Linked DNA regions of Homo sapiens: region 2 is linked to region 1. Evidence: chromatin contacts called from ENCODE Hi-C or POLR2A ChIA-PET data. All regions are on one chromosome and are shown on one strand. The core of a region is the stretch at or near the end of the contact, and the rest is flanking DNA. Distances in the headings are between cores, read along the strand shown.

What was found. A loop is a pair of places that touch in the nucleus more often than their neighbours do. ChIA-PET counts read pairs that join two places held with the same protein, here RNA polymerase II (POLR2A). Pooled maps may share reads with other maps.
Region 2: a loop to region 1 is called in a pooled map, with 5 times the contacts of the local background. The contact joins two enhancer-like sites. A Hi-C loop is called at or near these places in 10 of 50 pooled maps. POLR2A ChIA-PET finds 5 or more read pairs at or near these places in 2 of 52 experiments (HEK293 and OCI-LY7).

The regions. Positions count from the first base shown.
Region 1 is chr13:32,789,972-32,796,289 of GRCh38, forward strand. No RefSeq gene overlaps it. Among named protein-coding and RNA genes, the nearest start is that of LINC00423, 120 kb to the right of the region's middle. Within about 2 kb of position 1,885, at least 5 of the 41 ENCODE cell types and tissues checked have a DNase peak (open chromatin) inside an H3K27ac peak, as active enhancers do.
Region 2 is chr13:32,837,488-32,843,569 of GRCh38, forward strand. All of the region lies in intron 4 of LINC00423 (long intergenic non-protein coding RNA 423), which reads right to left. Among named protein-coding and RNA genes, the nearest start is that of LINC00423, 71 kb to the right of the region's middle. RefSeq lists an enhancer at 1-73. Within about 2 kb of position 1,649, at least 8 of the 41 ENCODE cell types and tissues checked have a DNase peak (open chromatin) inside an H3K27ac peak, as active enhancers do.

The DNA of each region.
Region 1 (6,318 bases), core at 635-3,134:
TACTCTGGGTTTCATCCTCAGTTTTGCTGCTTACCAGTTGTGTAACCTTGAGCAAGTTGTATAACCTCTCAGAGTCTCAGTTCTGAAGGATTAAGTAAATTTAAAGAAGTACATGGCACAGAGTAAGTGCTCAAAAAATATTAGCCATTGCTAGTATTTTCCAAGATGGCCAGTGTGGCTAGAATGGAGTAAAGATGGAAGAGCTTTATATGAAGTCAGGGGCGTGGAAGCACAGATGTAGGACCTTGTGGACTATTACAAGGACTGTAAGCAAAAGCCATAGGGCTTTTGAGTGAGATGGGAAGCCACCTGAGGTTTTGAAGAGAGGAGTCATATACTCTGACTTCCATTTTAAAACGATCCTCTGGCTAGTGTGAGGGGGGAGGGCTGAGGCAGACAAGGAAGCGGTTGTGCTAATCTGGGTTATCTGTGACTGGAATGGCCTTGATGGATGGGATGGTAGTAATGGATGTAGTGAAAAGTGGTTGGGTTCTGGATATATACTAAAGGTACAGCCAACAGAATTTGCTGATATATTGGGTATGAACTGTGAGAGAAAGCACCTGGCCCAAGCACTGGAGAGAGGAGTTGCCATTAACTGAGGGATACCTGTTATTACCAGAAAACAAATCTAAACCGTAATAGGAGAATAAATAGTCTTCCCTAAATACGGTTGGACTCTGAATTCTCCAAGAAGTTATGAGCTGTACTTAACTCATAGCTGACCTCTGTGGGAATCAGCCTGCGCCTAGATCTCAGTGGGACTGGAGCCTAAGCTGGCTCCTGGGGATCTCTGTTCACCTTGTTCATGGGACGATAGCCCCCAGCCTACAGGAACCTTCAGATGATTGGACAGTGGACAGTCACGCATATCTGGCAGATGGTGCAGGAAGAAACCGCAAGGTGACACTTCTCCACTAGTAGGAGTATGGGATGAGAACTCCCTCTTGTGAGATCACCATTCAAGTTGGAGAATACTGAACCTTGATTCTGGGGATCAGCTGGCTTCAAGCTTTCAGAGGGGCTAGGAGCTGTCCTTGGTGAATATGGAGAGGAACAAACTGAGTAAAGGCAAATGTCAGAGGAAAGAATTTGTCAAATGAAATTATGTTCATTGTGTAATCTCACCTTATTACTACCTCATTCAAACTGATATATTTGATGTGATTGGATTTGTTTGGGCATATTGGTGGAGAAACTAGATTCCCTGTACTTATTGACACAAGGCAGAATTGGAGCCACAGAGACACTGACGTTAGTGTTTTTGGTATTTAGTGACTTGTGAAATCACAGGTGACTTCTGATAGTGCAGACTTAGGGCACTATTGGGGTGGGGGAAAAGAAGGCAGAAGCCAGACTGCAGTGGGGTGAGCAAATGTGAGTTCAGGAAGTGGAGATAGTGGAGGCTGATTTGGAGAAGTCTGGATGAGGAGGAACAAGGAGATGCCTTTTTTTTTTTTTTTTAAGGATAAACTATACTTGAACATTTTTTCCCATTAAACATACATGTATTGGGGTACCTGCCCACAGCCTTTTTAATCTGCTGTGGCACATTGCCTCTACTGAGTTGCATGATCTTGTCTTCCCTCTGATCCTACCTCACAGAGAAGAGTAGCCCGTTCACAATGACCTATGTATTGTGTGACCTGTTTGTATTTTCTTGTAGGAATTTGAATTAAAAGACACAGACAAGTTTCCAGTGAGTCATGGAGAGTAAATAAAAAATCCACGGGCTACTCTGGGCCATATGTGAGAGGAATTTAAGGGAAAGCCTGCTGCAGGACAAAGGTGGGTGAGCAGATGTGTGGAAAGAAGAAGAGAAGTCCCTAGAGATTACGTGAGAAAGAGGTGGCCTCGATCTGAATCCACCCCTGCACCTTCTGAGCACTGTGGCCTTGCAGTAACCACCTCCCCACTTCCTGTTATTCAAACTGGTTTGAAGGGATTTCACTTTCTCCCAGATGAAAGGACCCTGACTGGAGCAGTCTTGCTCGGACCTCTTCATCTTCAGCCCCTGTTTGTTCAGATGTGTTGTACAGATAAATACCAGAGTGTGTGAAGATGCTGTCTTACCAGGTTATTCTTTTCTCTTTTTAGAGACAAGGTCTTGCTCTGTCACCCAGGCTGGAGTGCAGAGGCGCGATCACAGCTCAGTGCAGCCTTGCACTCCCGGGCTCAAGCAATCCTCCCACCTCCATCTCCCAAGTAGCTGGGACTACAGGTGTGTGCCACCACACCTGGCTAATTTTTCAGTACTTTTTGTAGAGACTAGGTCTCACTATGTTGCCCAGGCTGTTCTCGAACTCCTGGACTCAAGCAGTCCTGCCTCAGCTTCCCAAAGTGTTGGGATTACAGGTGTGAGCCACCCTCCCTGACCTCCACCAAGCTATTGTTCTCCCGCTCACAGCTGTCTACTACACAATGAAGTATAAAATCAACAAGCCTTTCACAGCCTGCCAGAATATGGCTTCATCCTACTTTCCAAACTTTTTCATGGTATTTTCTGTTAACTTTACTTCTGCCAGACTGACTGTACCTGTCGTTCAACACACTGTATATCTACACCCTTAGTCCTGGCTTACATCATTCTGCTTGTCAGTGATCTAGACCCTTTGTATTCAAAGTGTGGGTCAAGCAGCAGGATGGGCATCACCTGGGAGCTTGTTAAGAATGCAGAATCTCACAGCCCACCCCAGACCTCCTGAGAATCTGCTTTTCAGTAAGATCCCTGGATAATTGAAATTCACCTTAAAACTTGAGAAGCATTGGTCTCTGCTGCCTGTGCAAATATCCCTTCTGCTTTAAGTCCTAGCCTAGGGGTTGTTTGTCCCATTATATTTTTTTCTGACCATATAGTGATAGTGGTTCGCTTCAACCGGAATTCCTATAGCACCATGAGAAACGAATAGTAATAGTTTAATTGAGTACTTGCTGTGAACTGATCACTAGAGTAAGCATTTTATATGTGTCGCTTAATTACTCTTTACAACAATCCTATGAGGTATGTTTATCACCATTTTACGGATAAAGGAACCAAGACTTGGAGAGTAACTTGCCATGTTCACACGGCTTGGGTCAGAGCCAGAATTTGGATTTAGATCTTTCTGATTCTTGAGCCCACAAAGCATACATATCTTTATAGTAACAAGACTGAGAAAACCAGTCACACTAGAGCATATGACTCTAAATGAATACCTCAGAGTATTAACTGTAATGACTTGTCATTATCATCTTGCTAACTTACAGCTATGAAATTATCTGTAGAGGAAATTAACAATCCATTAAAGAAACTCTGATTACTTTATGGCCAACCCATGCATAGCCTATGCCACTTCTTAGTTTTAGTGTTTTCACCATTTTGAGGTGGAGCATCATACAACTTGTCACCTATGCTTCTATAAAACAGAGACTTTTAAACATTTAAAGAATACTATATAAAACTGCCACAGTGCTTTGTACATAGTAAACATGTAACAAATATGTACTGAATTCGTTTGATTCTCACAATTAATTGTGTCATAATCATCCCTGATTCAATCTCTAATAACATATCCAAAACTGAATTCCTGGGCTTTCCACCCGTGCCCACCTCCAAACCCGGTCCAACCTCAGCTTTCCCCATCTCCATCTGTAGCAATTTCATTATTTTAGTTATTCATGCGCAAGCCATGAAGTCGATTCCATTTCCCTCACACATCCTTTCTAATCTGTCAGGAAATCCTGTTGACTCTTCTTGCAAAATATATCCAGGATCTAACCACCTCCACTGCTACTTCCATCCAAGCCACTATTATATCTTACCTGGTTTATCAGTTTGCTAGGGCCACCATAAAAACTACTACAAACTGGATATCTTAACAGAAATTTATTAGCTCACAATTCTGGAGGCCGGAAATTCTGGAGACCAAAATTAAGGTGCTGGTAGCGTTGGTTCCTTCTGAGGGCAGGATTTATTCCAGGTTTCTCTCTGGCTTGTAGATAGCTATCTCCTCCATGCGTCTGTTTATATCATCTTATGTGTGTATCTGTGTTCAAATTTCCCCGTTTTATAAGGACACCAGTCATATTGGATTAAGGCCCACCCTAATGACCTCGTCTTAAAACCTCTGTAAAGACTAACTCCAAATAAGTCACATTCTGAGGTAGTGGGGGTTAAAACTTCAATATATGAATTTGAGTGGGTAGGGGCACATTCAACCCATAACATCAGGATTGTTGCAGAAGCTTCTTACCTGGTTTGTCTACTTCTTCTCTTGTCTCCCAGAGCCCTTTCTCCACACAGCAGCCAGAGTTACCCTTTTAAAATGGAATTCAGGTCCTATGTCTCTTTTGCTTAAAATTCCCCAATGCATCAACATTGGAATGAAAGCCAAGGTCCTTACAGTGGTCTCACAGGCCGTATGACCTGGTCGCCGTCACATCTCTGACTTTATCGCCTCCTACTCTCCCCTCACAGGCTGTGCTTCAGCCCCCAGGCTTCCTTGCTGCCCCTCTAACGTACAAGGCAAGTTTCCTTCCTTGTCATAGTGCTTGTATGTAGTATTTCCTCTTCCTGGAATGTTATTCACCCAGGTGTAGGTGAGTCTTGTTCTCATCTCCATCAAGTCTACTCAGATGTTTCTGACTCAACACGGCCTTCCTGACTTTCTGATTTAAAATGTCATCCCCTACCCCAGCACTCCTTACTACTGTATTATGCTTTACTTTTCTGCATGGCACTCACCCGCTTCTGGTACACACTATAATAGATGTTCACATTTTGCTTATTGTCTGCCCCTCCATTAGAATATGGCTTAGTGGGGTTTGCTCTCTGTTGCAATCCCAGGGTCCAGCACACGGTCTACTAGAAGACAGTCAATACATATTCAATACAAATAAAAGAATCCTATTTTAGAAATGTTGAAACTGGAGAACACAGCAGTTAGGAATTTTTCCAGGTTACACAATAAGTTAGTGACAGAGCTTGAAGTAGAACCTTGGAGGCCTCTTGGCCTCATAACCAGACTATAAATATTTTCTTTGCTATAATGACATAAATATATATGCTAACTAAAGCTGAAAATACAGTTTTAATTTTCATTTTAAAGTTTGTCTCCTGCTTGCAAGCTGTTTCTTTTTTTCTTTGAAACAGTGTTTCGCTCTTGTTGCCCAGGCTGGAGTGCAGTGGTGCGATACCGGCTCACCACAACCTCTGCCTCCCGAGTTCAAGTGGTTCTCCTGCCTCAGCCTCCCGAGTAGCTGAGATTACAGGCATGTGCCACCATGCCTGGCTAATTTTTTGTATTTTTAAAATAGAAACGGGGTTTCTCCATGTTGGTCAGGCTGGTCTCAAACTCCTGACCTCAGGTGATCTGCCTGCCTTGGCCTCCCAAAGTGCTAGGATTACAGGTGTGAGTCACCGTGCTTGGCCTGTTTCTATCTTAATAGCCAATATTTAGATCATTGCATCATCATCTAATTAGTCTAACCCTAACCCACATTGCAAGTATCGTTAACAAGGCCCCCAAATACAAAGCATTTCTCTCTTGACTCAGTGGCTGCATCTGGACTGTTAAGTCACACCAGTAGTGTTTTATTTTTTATTAAGATAATTATAATTTGTATAAAGTAATATATAAACATGATTGAAAAAATAAAACATTATGGAAAGGCCTGTAACGAAGTGTCCCAAACTCTCAAGGATAGTATGTTCTTGAATCCTTACCCCCACCCCGACCCCACCCATGCTTTTCCCTGAACCTGGCTCTTGGAGCTTTCTGTCTTTCTGTTCCAGGACCGATGCACAGCTCTCATTCTGTGACCTTCCTTCTCTTGGGTAGATTCTACTGTTTGTTTCCTACATCTCACGTCTTCCTCTTAGATTATTTCCTTATTTTGCTGGAGGTCATCCTCAAGTACATTCTTAAGAAAGGGTTATGGGAAGTAAATTTTGTGAGTACTTGAATGTTTGAAAATAAATTTATTCTACATTCATGCTTGATTGTCATTTGCCTGAGAGCACAGACTCCACCTCTCTAAGTAGTAGTGCCAGTGGCAGTGGTGTGGCTCCCTGGAGGACTTAGTCGGCCACAGGTGAGTGACCGGAAATAGATGGGCTTGCCTCCTTCAGCTGCGTGTCCCTCCTTCCCTGCCTGGCCTCTGATTCCTCACTCCCTCTGTCCTGTGTGCTGTCCGTAGCCTTTGGAAATGTTGGCCTTTCTGACCCCTGACTCTTGGCTCCTGTCCCATCCCAGTGGCAGCCTTCTTCCCTGTGGCTTTCTTTCTTGAACTTCACTGCTACCCTCAGTTCATGCGTCACGGACACTTTAATACACTCGA
Region 2 (6,082 bases), core at 399-2,898, 47 kb after region 1:
ATATTTGCATTGCAATTGTCTATAGCAGGAAGGGAAAGACTAGAAACCTAACACAATTTGCTTCCTCCTTCTAGAAGATGTTCATATGCATGAGTGCGTGTGTGTGTGTACATGAGTGTGAGTATGTATGTATGTGTTTATGTATGTGTGTGTATGTAAGTGCATGTGTAAATGAGTGTATGAAGATATGTGAGCGTGCATGCACATGTGTGTCATGAGTCAAAGCATAAATGAGATAAATCTCCACTGCATCTTTCTGCTCAGAGGTGCTATTAAGAGGGGGAGGGGCCTGAGAATCTGATCCCGTTAAAAGACTGTAATTTGCACTGTCAAAACCTGGAGTCTTCTACTAGATGGCGCTTGGTTAGCAGTCAACCCAATGAGCCTTCTAACTTATAAGGCAAGAGCTGGAGAGATACGCAGGCAGGGAAGGGACTTTTCATGACAAAGTGGGAGAGAATCAGGTTTTTCTGCCACAGAGAGAGGGGAAGCTGGGTGCTCTGCCGGAATGACCCCAGCAGAGTGGTTTCTAGAGTGAGATCCAGGATGCAGGCCAGAGCAGTTTGTAAAAGCCTCAAGGCCAGGTGAGCTATGGAGGAGGGAATTTGGAAGGCGCAGAAACTAAGAGCCAAAGATCAGTAGGCGGTGGGAGGGGGTTGGGCTCAGAAAAGCTATTTTTATTAAAATATTACAAAATGTAACTTCCCAATATTGGTGACATCGTGAACACCTAGGCAGCCTGATTTGTTCCTGTTACTGTCTCCCAACATGGGAAGTGAACTCCTCCGGAAAATGAAAAGGGCCTTCATTTGAGCACACCTAGAACATCTGACATCCAGCACAGCAGGGGGCTTGGTTGTTGAATTAAATCAATCAATGAGTGAGGGATGAATAAGGATGGGAGAGAATCAAGAGAGAATAGAGAGACCAGGCATGCTAGAGCGGGCCAAACAAGCCCGAGTAATCTAGGCTGAGATTAGACATGAAATCCACAAGATCAAATTCGGCTGGGCTGAGACGCGCAGCAGCCACATTTTCCTGAGCAGAGAGGTGAGAGCGCTGCAGGGTCCCATCCAGCTGGGCTGTGAGGTCGCAGAGGAGGATCTTTACTCTGGCTGGGGACTGTATTTCCAGGCTTTTTTTTTTTTTTTTTAAGGCAGCCGCTGACCACTTGCCTTGATTATAAGAAGTATTGCTTGAGTGACTTTGCTCTGCCTGGACAATACTCAGTGAAGCGATGATGTACGGCAGCCATTGAGAGCAGTTGCAAACCCATCCCTGGGCCAGCGAGATAATATTGCTGTGTTCTCCAGAAGGTCCTTCTCCGGAATTTGCTATCCTTCTTGTGGCTGTAGTTGAACAAACTTACATTTGACTTAAAGGGAGGTGTTTATCTAAGCTGTCTTCCTTTTAGGAAAAATAATGGACACAGTGACGTGTAAATCCACTGAGCACCTTGGACATCACAACCAGAGGGTCATGTGCCCCTGAGATTGAGTGGACTATACCTTGGGGGATGGGAAAGGTGGGGGCGGGGTGAAAGCCCGCAGTTACATTCAGACAGCACAGCCCTGGAAATGGATCTTAATTCATTTCACAAGCAATTCCAATGTGCTACAGCAGCTGAGCCCTGTCTGCATTTGCTTGTTTGTTTAGCAAAGGGAAATGTCCTTAGCCTAGCAGCCTGCACGAACTGTTTGCCTAGAGACAGTCACAATAATTGAGCCAACCTGGAAGGCAGGAAATAGGGCCTTAGAGGCCCTACTTCTACTTTTAGAAGTAGGTTTTGGTTTCTTTTTTTAAAGAGGTATTTAAAAAATGGCTATGCAATTTTCCATCCCCCCCAAATGAACCATATTTTTAAGACTGTCTCTGTTTTGTAGCTCTTATTTTCTGAGTGTCACATAGAAGGCACTCAAATAAATATTGCTTCAATACATTTGGTTTGTTTCCAGTTTTTGCCTTTTTTTTTTTTTGAGACAGAATCCCACCCTGTTCCCAAGGCTAGGGTGCAGTGGCGCCATCTTGGCTTACTGCAACCTCCGCCTCCTGGGTTCAAGCCATTCTCCTGCCTCGGCCTTCTGAGTAGCTGAGACTACAAGTGTGTGCTATCATGCCTGGCTAATTTTTGTATTTTAGTAGGGACGGCGTTTCTCCATGTTGGCCAGGCTGGTCTTGAACTCCTGGCCTCAAGTGATCCACCGCCTTGGCCTCTTTAAGTGCTGGGATTATAGGCATGGGCCATCAGGCCCTGCCCCAGTTTTTGTCTTTTTAAGCAATGACGCATTCAACCCATGGGTACCTGCAAGCTGTGCATGCATCTGATTACTTTCTTGGGATAAATTCATTTATTCCTACAAATAAATTAGAGCACCTTAGGGTGTGTATAAATTACTTGGTGGGGTGGGTCTTATTTCAATGCGGGATCTGATTCCATAGGTCTGGGATGGGGCCTGAAAGTCTGCTTTTTTAAGAATCTTCTGAGGTGTGCCAGTGCTGCTGGTCTGGGGACCACACTTTGAGATGCAAGGCCCTAGGTACCACCATAAGCAAGTGGAGCAGTGCCCAGCCAGGGTGGTGGCTCACCTCCTGGAGGCAGATTAGAGCAAACCAGGCCCCTGTAGATTCGGGGAAAGGAGAACATTAACCCTGTCTCCAGTATCAACTCCCAGACTCTCCGGTGTGAATTTCTGCCTCTGCTCTCATGAAATGTCAGAAAGGGTAAAGATATCTCAGTGGCGAATTTTGTGATCTATTTGGAATCAAATGGTTGCTTTGGGAGCCCAGAGGAATTATTAATGAGCCAATAAATGGGATACTGGCAACTTGCCAATTGCTAATAGTGTCCCTCCAAGCGGCAGATGGGGAGCAGGTCATAATAGTGGTCAGCTCAGAGGCTGGCTTTGCTAGGGATAGTCACACTGTGGTCCCCCCAACTTTGCTTAAGGCTTAGAGCAAGCTGCTCCCCGCCTTTCTCCTCTGTGGAAATGTGAGGAGTGCTTGCCTTATCCTGTCCTTGGTCAGCAGAAAACCCTTTCTTAGGGGAAATTTGACCCTTGATGGCTATTTTCCTTTGTCCAGTTTTCCGCCTTTATTTATTTATTTTTTAAATTATTATTATTATTATTATTATTAATTATTTTGAGACAGGGTCTTACTCTGCTGCCCAAGCTGGAGTGCAGTGGCATGACCTTGGCTCACTGCAACCTCCACCTCCTGGGTTCAAGTGATTCTCCTGTCTCAGCCTCCTGAGTAGCTGGGACTACAGGTGTGCACCACCACACCCAACTAATTTTTTGTGTATATTTTGGTAGAGATGGGGTTTCGCCATGTTGGCCAGGCTGGTCTTCAACTCCTGAATCCAGTGATCCAACCGCCTCGGCCTCCTAAAGTGCTGAGATTACAGGTGTGAGCCACTGCGCCCGACCAATTGTACTCCTTCTTATACTTCCAGAAACTGTTTTCTTCAAGGCAGTATCCAAGGGGGCTTGTCAGAGAGAGGCAGGAAGACCCTGTGGGTAGCACGCGGCATCCAAGAACATCCCTTCTGGCAGATTTCCAAATGAAATCTGAGATCTGGCTTTTGGCTGACCTTCAGGGATAGCCTTAAAAGTTGCTGCGGTTTTACCTGGTCTTATGAACGGTTTCATTTGGAGAGCTTTCCCCCTGAGGTGGAATGCAATCTAAAAACTAAATAAAGAAATGATTCATCAAAAGCATCTTTTGACCAACGAGGGGAACAAAATGACTGCTTCCATCCAGCCCTGTGTCTGCTAAGAGCTGAATGACTTGAGAATGTGGAAGACATGTCACTAAATGCTGCAGTTACTTTCAGGTGGTCTGCTACATCTGTGTTTCTGCTGGTTCGACCGCCTGAGAGGAAATTTTGCCCTCAGCAGGCAGTTCCAGGGAGTTGAGGCATGCAAGCCACCATCCAGGCCCCCTAGGAAGGTAGGAGAGGCCTGGAAAACTTGGGTGTGCTTTAGCTCGGCTACATGACCCAGCTGGGGAGACAAACTGGAGCCATGCCCACTGTTCTGGGACCCCAGCCAATGTGGCACATTCACAGGAGTGAAAACTAGAGACCAGCCTGACCCACACATCAGTCTCATTTCCCAGGGGAAGCCGTGTCTCCCACCATGAAGTTCGGTGATTCCTGTCTCTTCTGTGTAACACTCTCATGTCACTTCTGCTTTTCATCTTGAAAAAGTTATTTACCAATTCATCTTTACTCCCTAACTTCTAAGCTTCTTGGAGACTCTGTTAGGTCCCTCTCCACTCGGTAGCCTTTGCACATAATAGACTCTTGGGCTCTTTTGAGTGAATAACTAGTGGAGGATTAGATAGGTCCCAGTCAATCTAAGAGGGCTCCCTGGAGGAGATGACTTCCCTCCTAGGTTTTAAAGGAAGCGGTGGTCTCTTGGATTTGTTGAATTATCCCCTAGGTTCTCCTTTTCCCTATTTTATTTATTCTCTACCTCCCTATTCTTATTTTTAAATGTGACTGATCCTCCATGTCCATATATATATGTGTATCTATATACACACACACATACACATATACATTAGAGGTTGAGCATTCCTAATCTGAAAACCTGAAATCCAAATTTCAAAACTTTTTGAGTATCAACATGACACCACAAGTTAAAAATTCCACACATAAGGACTTAACATAACTTTGTTTCATGTTAACATAAACTTTGTTTCATGCACAAAATTATTAAAAAATTGTATAAAATTACTTTCAGTCTACACACAAAGGAATATATGAAACAAATGAATTTTGTGCTTAGACTTGGGTCCATCCCCAAGATATCTCATTATGTATATGCAAAGATTCCAAAATCTGAAAAAATCCGAAATCTGAAACATCTCTGGTCCTAAGCATTTCAGATAAGGGATACTCTTTGTGTGTGTGTATGTGTATGTGTGTGTGTGTGTGTGTTTGTATATATTATCAAAGGAAAGAGTATTGTGTGTGCGCGCGCGCACACACACACACACACACACACAATACTCTTTCCTTTGATAATATTAACCCTCATCTACATTTAGATGACTTCTCCCTTGCTCTCAAACTTCAATTTCACATTTCTAAATACCCTGTGGCTGGCAGCCTCTGAGATAGACCCTAATGATTCCTGCCTCCTGGTACTGATGACTTTGTAAGATTATATTCCCTTTGAGTAACTTGCTTCTAACAAATATGGCAATATGAGAGATGTCACTTCCATGATTAGGTTACAAAAGATTGTAATGTCCCTCTTGCTAGAAGACTGTCTGTGTGGCCTCCTTGGCTTGCATGCTTCCATGCAGCTGCTGTGTTGGAGAGGCCCACATGGCAAGGGACTGAGAGTGGCCTCTGGCCAGTAGCCAGCAAGGAACTGGGGTCTCCAGGCCAACAGCTCATGAAAAATGGAATTCTGACAACCATATGAGTGGGCTTGGAAGTGGACCCAACCCCAGCTGAGCCTTCAGATGAATACGCAGTGCCAGCTGATGCCTTGACCACAGCTGTGTGAAAGATCCTGGAACAAAAGCACCAGCTAATTCCTGACCCACATAAGTTGTTAGATAATAAATGGGTATTGTTTTAAGCCACGGATTTTTTGAAATAATTTGTTACACAGCAACAGATAACTAATACATACTGTCAATCTAAATAACAAACAGAGAGAAGCTCTCTAGAAGAAAAATATATTTATTCCGGAGTAGGACATTGCAATGGGAATAGAGGTGTATTAGCAAACTGTGTGTGTATCCAGGGAGGTAAAGGAGGGAAAGGTTTTTAAAGAAAAATGAGGAGGATTACATAATTGTTTTGAGATAATTATCCTTGGGTACAAGGATCAATAACAAGGGTGACGCCAGTTTGAGGTTGCACAGGCGGTTGCTGGGCAGATGTCCTCAAAGACGTATATTTTTGTGTGTGAGGTTGTGATGGTCTTTGTGCAAAGTTGTGGCTTTTGCAGTTTTTTGAGATAGTTTTTGTTATCAGGCGTTTAGGTATGAGAATCCTCTCATCATAGCCTTCCCTGGCTCTATTTGTCAGGGTTTTTTTGTTTTTGTTTTTGGTGCCACA